2 separate regions of the Homo sapiens genome follow, and region 2 is linked to region 1. A link is an interaction called in ENCODE POLR2A ChIA-PET data of the cell type or tissue named here. Cell type or tissue: B cell. All regions are shown on one strand.

The links. ChIA-PET counts read pairs that join two places held together with the same protein. Peaks named below come from ENCODE experiments on the same cell type or tissue, not always from the same donor. Only the 100,000 strongest peaks of a DNase experiment are listed, where the experiment ranks them.
Region 2: POLR2A ChIA-PET joins it to region 1 with 6 read pairs; 3 of 35 experiments call an interaction of 5 or more read pairs at or near these places.

Annotation. Positions count from the first base shown.
Region 1 is chr12:121,423,485-121,427,484 of GRCh38, reverse strand. It overlaps RNF34 (ring finger protein 34), which reads right to left. Exons shown (of 6, transcript NM_025126.4): 6 at 3,137-4,000. The coding sequence ends at 3,909. It also overlaps a transcript of KDM2B not described here. Among named protein-coding and RNA genes, the nearest start is that of MIR7107, 19 kb to the left of the region's middle. RefSeq lists an enhancer at 1,896-1,975. In B cell, a CTCF peak has its summit at 1,968 (motif pointing left); a DNase peak (open chromatin) is centred at 2,064; H3K4me3 peaks cover 544 bases; H3K27ac peaks cover 1,613 bases.
Region 2 is chr12:121,249,322-121,253,321 of GRCh38, reverse strand. It overlaps CAMKK2 (calcium/calmodulin dependent protein kinase kinase 2), which reads left to right. Exons shown (of 17, transcript NM_001270485.2): 10 at 1-49; 11 at 608-661; 12 at 3,288-3,361; 13 at 3,448-3,535. Among named protein-coding and RNA genes, the nearest start is that of P2RX4, 41 kb to the right of the region's middle. In B cell, no CTCF peak of the experiment used is centred here; no DNase peak of the experiment used is centred here.

The DNA.
Region 1 (4,000 bases):
CTGCAACCTCTGCCTCCCAGGTTCAAGCAATTCTCCTGCCTCAGCCTCCCCAGTAGTTGGGACTACAGGTGCCTGCCACCATGCCCAGTTAACTTTTGTATTTTTAGTAGAGATAGGGTTTCACCCACCATGTTGGCCAGGCTGGTCTCGAACTCCTGACCTCAGGTGATCTGCTGGTCTCAGCCTCCTAAAGTGCTGGGATTACAGGGATGAGCCACCGTCCCCAGCCTCTTTTATTTTTAAAATGAGCCAAAGATGAGGCCAGCCGAGGCTAAATGCTACAAGCAACTACTCTGAGCCTACACGCCATGTCTGATGAAGTAATGAAAGGACCATAAACCCAAGGGAATGTTTGCTGTGTCAAATCACAGCTTAGTAACCTAGAAAAGAGGCTCTGTCCCTTCCTCTAGGGAATCTGATGTTTACAAAGGAAGACACCATGGCACCTCAAATGACATCCTTTCATATTGTGAAGATGGGATAAAGAGACTTCACTGTATTCCACTGCAGACTTATCCATATGACATGACCTATTTAAAAAATTTACTTAAAGCAGCATGGGGCTGGGTGCAGTGGCTCATACCTGTAACCCCAGCACTTTGAGAGGCCGAGGCGGGCGAATCACCCGAGGTCAGGAGTTTGAGACCAGCCTGGCCAACATGGTAAAACCCTGTCTCTATTAAAAATACAAAATTAGCTGGGAGTGTAGTATGCACCTGTGATCCCAGCTACTCAGGAGGAAAAGGCAGAAGAATCACTTGAACCTGGGAAGCGGAGGTTGCGATAAGCCAAGATTGCACCATTGAACTTCAGCCTGGGCAACAGAGCAAGACTCTGTCTAAAAAAAAAAAAAAAAAAAAAAAATTGTTTAAAATTATCCAGGCATGGTGGTATGCATTATATGCCAGCTCCTGGGGAGGCTGAGGCGGGAGGGCTGCTTGAGCCCAGAAGTTAAGACTGTAGTGAGCTATGATCATGCCACTGTACTCTGCCTGGGTGGGCAACAGCAAGACTCTGTCTTTAAAAAAAAAAGGGGGGGGAGGGGGTAGAAAGGCATGCCAGTTTAAAAATTCAAATTCCAGGGGGAAATGCTTGCCCTCTGCCAAACAAGCCAATTTCCAAGTATCAAGCCTGTTACACTAAACATTTCTGTTGTCTGACATTTCTATTATCTGGCTAATAAACCAGGGTTACTTCAAACTACTATCTAAAAAATCCACCAAGCATTTTGTACTCTTTCTATAAAGAAGCCACTAAAACTTAATACACAAATCTAAGAGTAAACATTAAACTGCTTTAAACTAAGACTGTATAAATCTGAATTTTTGAATTTAAGTTTAGACAAAACCAGCACCTACTGCTTAGCTTCTATGGCCTGGATTTAAAGACTTGCCACCACCAAGTTACCAATTTGGAGGAAATGTTAAGATTTCCAGAGTCTCATCAAAAGATTACTTTGGGAGGAAGAGGCGGGTGGATCATGAGGTCAGGAGATTGAGACTATCCTGGCTAACACAGTGAAACCCCGTCTCTACTAAATATACAGAAAAATTAGCCGGGCGTGGTGGCGGGTGCCTGTAGTCCCAGCTACTTGGGAGGCTGAGGCAGGAGAATGGCATGAACCCAGGAGGTGGAATTTGCAGTGAGCTGAGATCACGCCACTGCACTCCGGCCTGGGCAACAGAGCGAGACTCTGTCTCAAAAAAAAAAAAAAAGTTTAGACAAAAAGCACAAGTGCCCACAAAACTCTGGCAACTTATGCTGCTTCTAAAGGGAAACCATGACCTGCTCAAGCCAGTTACTACCAATTGTGGTTGCAGACAAACAAGTGGGAGGCCTTGATTTACATGCTTTGATCTTCAAAAGCAGAAAATTTTTTTCTTTACTATTAGCCACACAAACTTTCTGCCCAAAGCACAGGGGCATCTGCCTCCTGGTGTTCACAGGTATTTTCAGCTCTGTTGATGGACTAATAAATTCTGAGCACCCAAGGCCATATGTGTTACTCACTGCACAGTCAGGAGATAACAGACTCTGAGAAGTGGCCACTCCCAGCTGCACTGAAATGACAGTTGGTCTCAACTCAACCATCCTGAGTCAAGTCAAGTTGGACCTAAAAGAGATTTCACAACATTTTTGCATAATAGCTCAAGTTCCTCTTTTTTTTTTTTTTTTTTTGAGACGGAGTTTCGCTCGTCGCCCAGCCTGGAGTGCAATGGCACGATCTTGGCTCACTGCAACCTCCGCCTTCCAGTTTCAGGCGATTCTCCTGCCTCAGCCTCCTGAGTAGTTGGGATTACAGGGACCCGCCACCATGCCCAGCTAATTTTCGTATTTTTAGTTGAGACAGTTTCACCATGTTGACCAGGCTGGTCTCGAACTCTTGACCTCATGATCCACCCGCCTCAGCCTCCCAAAGTGCTAGGATTACAGGCATGAGCCACCACACCTGGCCCAAGTTTCTCATTTCTTATGTGGTACTGGAAGGGTTAAGAGCAACTCTGGCATCAGAGCTAGGTTCAAATTCTGCATAGCCACTTTTTAACCATGAGGTTTTAGACAAGTCTAACTTCTCAGAGGTTAGAGAAGCAAAGCAATGTTTATTTCAGAAAGTTGCTTTGAGGACTGCAGAGGCAACTACAGCACCTAGCGCAATACCTGGACACAAGAAACAGCACATCAGCAGTTAACCTTACTGATAAGCAAGCAGGAAATGTAAGCACTGTTGCTCATGTGGCATTGTTTTTTTCTTTTTTTTCTTTTTTTTTTTTTTTGAGACAAGGTCTGGCTCTGTTACCCAAGTTGGATTTCAGTGGTGTGATCTTGGCTCACTGTAACCTCCACACCCAAGGCTCAAGCCATCCTCCTACCTCAGCCTCCTGAGTAGCTGGGACTACCACGCCTGGCTAATTTTTTCCAAAGACAGGGTTTCGCCATGTTGTCCAAGCTAGTCTTGAACTTGTGAGCTCAAGCATTCCTCCAGCCTCAACCTCACAAGGTCCTAGGATTACAGGCGTGAGCCACCGCACCCGGCCCCCATGTGACATCTTTGAAGGTGCTCCCACCATCTCTTCTGAAGAGGGGTGCTAGGCCAGGTCACTTGATTTAGGAACTGACCAAGACAATGTAAACAAAAGCTTTTAAAACTAATTTTATTCCTAAAGTTAAAATCAGCTAGCGGGTAGCACTGAAAATACACCTTCACTATACAAAACAATGTAAACTGATTACACATTAATAAGGAATTTAGCACACACACTTCTAATAAAAGAAGCTAGATGCAGCCCTTGCTATAAAAAGCTATACCTGAACAAAAATGGACATGTGGAGTCTAAGGCCCTGGCAGTCGACTAGAGAATGTCAGTTGTTCCCAATTATGTTTAAATGCAGAAACAGCAACAATGTGGAAACTTACATTCATCAAATGTTAGCATTTAAAATATACATGACTAATAAAGTGAACATTCAGAGGAGCCACTGCTCAGCATGTTCCATGTCGGCCACTTGTGGACACTGATCTCATCCAAAGAGGACAGAAGTTTCAAACATCTGAGCAGTTTAAGTTAAAAATAGGATGAAGGGGAAATAAGAGAACAGGATAAGTGTCCTCCCAAGACAGCAGTGGCTGATGCCCACATGGCGCAAACAGGCTGACTTCAATGAGTGTTCACGGGATGTGTGATAAAGCCCAGCTGAGCCCGGGAAGCTCACGTGTCCACAGGCAGACAGGCTCACGGCATGGACCAATGTTTCCACAACTCAGGATGGATCTTTCTGTCCCCACTTAGTAGTCAAAATAATGTTTTAAAATAGCTTCAGCCTTTGAACATAACTTTCCAGTCCCTTCTGTGCATTGAAATGTTGGGGGTCAAGTTTGGGGGTGACTGTCCTGGTGAGGGGAGCCTGTTTCAGGACTTGAACACGTGCACGGCTCGCACCACATACTGCCGGCAGATGGGACACTCACTCATGCGCTTGCCGCACTTGGTGCAGGTAACCA
Region 2 (4,000 bases), 170 kb after region 1:
CATGGCACCCGAGTCGCTCTCTGAGACCCGCAAGATCTTCTCTGGGAAGGTAAGCTTGGGCCTGCCTCAGCCACAGAGTTCTGCCTGTGTTAGTGTCTTCTGGATTGTAAGCAGCAGAAACCCAACGCACACAGGCTTAAACAGTGAATCCCCTGGATCAAGATACTGAGGGGTAGGCTTCAGGCTTGGCTAGATCCAGGGACTCAAACAGAAACCATCTCCCGCCATCTTTCAGTTGTTTTTCTTATTTGGTTTCCTCCACAGGTGGGTCAGGCACCCAGGGACCAGGTTACTTTCTATCATTTGCCAACCTCAGTGGCAAGAGCATTCCTCATTCTGAATAGTGCCTGTGAAAACCCTGGGGTTGGCTCTGATTGGCCCAACATGGGTCATGTGCCCATGCTTGAACCAATCACTGTGGCTGGGGGTAGTGGTGCTCTCATTGGCCTGGCCTGGATCCTGTGCCTGCCCCAGAGCCTAGGAGACAAGATTGGTCCCGCCCCAACTCCAAGGGCTGAAAGTCAAGAGGTGGTTCCCCAAAGGAAAACTGGAGGATTGGAGGCTGGACCACCCCTTATGCCCTCACACTAAGCTCTTTTTCTTGCAGGCCTTGGATGTTTGGGCCATGGGTGTGACACTATACTGCTTTGTCTTTGGCCAGGTAAGAGGGCGGGGTGTCTGTCCCCTCAGTACTGCTGGGTGGCCCCTGGGTTAATAGTCACCCTTGCGGGGAGACAGTACTTACTTATTTAAGAGTTATTTTAGGCTGGGCATGGTGGCTCACGCCTGTAAACCCAGCACTTTGGGAGGCTGAGGCAGAGGTTAGGAGTTGGAGACCAGCTTGGCCAACATGGTGAAACCCCGTCTTTACTAAAAATACAAAAAATTAGCCAGGCGTGATGGCGCATGCCTATAGTCCCAGCTACTCTGGAGGCTGAAGCAGGAGAATCGCCTGAACCCAGGAGGCGGAGCTTGCAGTGAGCTGAGATTGCACCATTGTATTCCAGCCTGGGCAACAAGAGCGAGACTCCGTCTCAAAAAATAAAATAAGAGAAGAGTTATTTTATTTCTACACCTAGATCTCAATGTGAAAAAGGATGCCTTCCTAAATATACATGTGTATGTATGTCATGATCATATCTATGAAAAAATGATCTGTTAAAACAGAAGGATTGGCAGAGGCTCTAGAGTTTATAAATAGTTGATAAATTTAGGGCAAGGACAGCAGTTCTGCCACCTCTCCCATTTCTGAGCCCAAGGCAGACATCACTAATCAATAACTGTGCTCGTTCCTCCTGAGCCTGATACTGCTCTGATGTTCTTTCCGTCAGGGTATTCCTAGAAGCTTTTGTCAGAGGGGTAGCATTGGAATGGAAGTTAAAAGCTGTTTACCATTATTGATTTAGGGAGTGCTGTTTGGGCTTTTCTGTTGTTGTTATTTTGTTATTATTGATATCTGGGGGCTTCTCTCTCTATTTTTTTTTTTTTTTTTTTTGAGATGGAGTCTTGCTCTGTCACCCAGGCTGGAGTGTAGTGGTGCGATCTCGGCTCACTGCAACCTCCGCCTCCCGGGTTCAAGCCATTCTCCTGCCTCAGCCTCCTGAGTAGCTGGGACTACAGATGCCAGCCACCACACCCGGCTAATTTTTGTATTTTTGTAGAGATAGTGTTTTGCCATGTTGGCCAGACTGGTTTCAAACTCCTGACCTCAAATGATCTGCCAGCCTGGGCCTCCCAGAGTGCTGGGATTTGGGATTACAGGTGTGAGCCACCACGCCTGGCCTTCTCGTTTTAACTCTGAAGTTCAGTTTGATTATGTGAGCAATAAAAACGTAGATTTTTCCCTTTCCTGAGCTTGTGTTCTTATTGAGGAAAGCCTAAGAAACTGGTCCCATGAAGAAGTAAAGGAGTTTATACCGATTGCCTCTCAATATTTGATTAGAAAATTTTTCAATCATGTAGCAAAGCTGGAAGAAGTGTCCAGTGAACACCCACATACCCACCACCTGGATTCTACTATATTAACCTTTTCCTGTGCTTGTCTGTTCATTCCTTACCCATCCCTCAGTCCATCTGGTTTCTTAATGTATTTCAGAGTAAGTTACCACCATCTCCACTCTTCCTTCCAAATGCCTTAGAAGGCAGTGATTAGGTAGAGCTCAAGTCACTGCTCTTAATGAAATCGTTTTCCTTAGACGGGTGGTTCAGGTACCTCTCTGCCACCTTCTCCAACATTTTCAGTGTCCCGTGTAAGGATTCCTTTTCCAGCACACATGACCAAGCTGCTCTTGAGTCAGGCCCTCAGCTGGGTGAAAGCATCGATTTGTCACCCAGAAGGTGGTGCAAAAATAGGCTTCAGAGTCAGCTGAATCTAGGCTTAAATCCCTCTTCGTACTTCCTGGGACACATTATTTCTCTGAACTTCTGTTTTTCTCTTCTGTAAAATGAGAATACTACTTATTATTTCTGATGACTTCTGAGAGGATTGACAGAAATAATTCAAGTATCCATTAATTCAGCAGATATTTATTGAGCCCTTACTTTGTGCAGGAACGCTCCTAGGCACGGAGAGTCCGCAGTGAGCAAGACAGCCAGAAATCCCTGCCTTCTTGGAGCTAACGTTCCCGTGGGAGGGGTTAAACAATAAACAAATCTGTACGATAACGTCAGGGATAAGTGCTACGATGAGGAGTGATGTGGGCGGTGGCGGCATTGGGGGTTGTCTGTTTTAGACAGGGCTTCAGGAAGTCCTCCCTGAGAAGGTGAGCTTTAGTCAGACACCTGCATGGTGGGAGAGACCAAGCCACGTAGATGTTGGTGAGAAGAACATTCCAGGGACGGGGAACAGTGAATGAAAACCTCAGGGCAGGGCGTGGCGCGATCCAGGCTAAGCCCTTGAAAATCACTGCTGCTGCCACAAATAACACAAAGTCTTTTGTGTTATTCTTGTTGTTCCTGTTGTTCACCTGGCAAGTAGGTGACGAGCAGTGTTTGCTTTGGTGTAAGTAGGTAAACTGAGGCCCAGCTACAGAGGGAGCCTGCAGTGTGCTTGGGAAAGGCTCTAGCCCTTCGAGAGGGCCATTCCTGGCTCTGCCCTGCGTCGGCCAGGCCCCACACCCCTGTGTCTTGGCCATTCTCGGGGAGAATGGGAACTGCTTGCCCCCTAGCCTGGGCCGCAATTGTTGATTTCTCTGCTGTATCCTATGTGGAGTGGCACAGCACAGGTGGCCCTCGAAGGGCAGATGTGGCCGCCATTGACTGCCACTCTGTCCCTGGCCTCTTTGCAGTGCCCATTCATGGACGAGCGGATCATGTGTTTACACAGTAAGATCAAGAGTCAGGCCCTGGAATTTCCAGACCAGTGAGTATCTCCCGCCGTCCCGCATCTCTCCTGTCCGAGTTCTTGGCGGTCCCGTGTCTGCCACCCTGACGCCTCTCCATCCCCAGGCCCGACATAGCTGAGGACTTGAAGGACCTGATCACCCGTATGCTGGACAAGAACCCCGAGTCGAGGATCGTGGTGCCGGAAATCAAGGTACCCTTGGCTCAGCCTGTGCCCCGTGCTCGGAATTGTTTGGCTCAGCCATGCCTCAGCCAGACCCCACACCCTTGTGTCCACAGCACCACACCCTCCTTGGCACCGCTGTTCTCCTATGCCCCAGGGCCTCTGAGCTGCTGGGGGCTGTTGAGGGCTGGGTAGGAAGATTTGGGCATTGTGTGCACTGTGACTGTGGGAGTGGGATCTATGACCCGCCAGCCTGCACTTGCTCTGATTGGCGTGGGCTGATGGGATCCACCCTCTGCAGACCGGCATGGGGCCTCCGTGCTCCACACCCTATTCCCAGAGCTCAGGTCCTTTCCAAAGGCCCGTCCCTTTGAGAAACTGCAGTGAGGATGGGAGGAAATTAATGAGCAATTCGACCTCCCCAGCCTGCTGAATCCCACCCTCTTGCAGAAAGCACTTTTAGGAAAGTGTATTCCCCTACACATCTCCACTAAT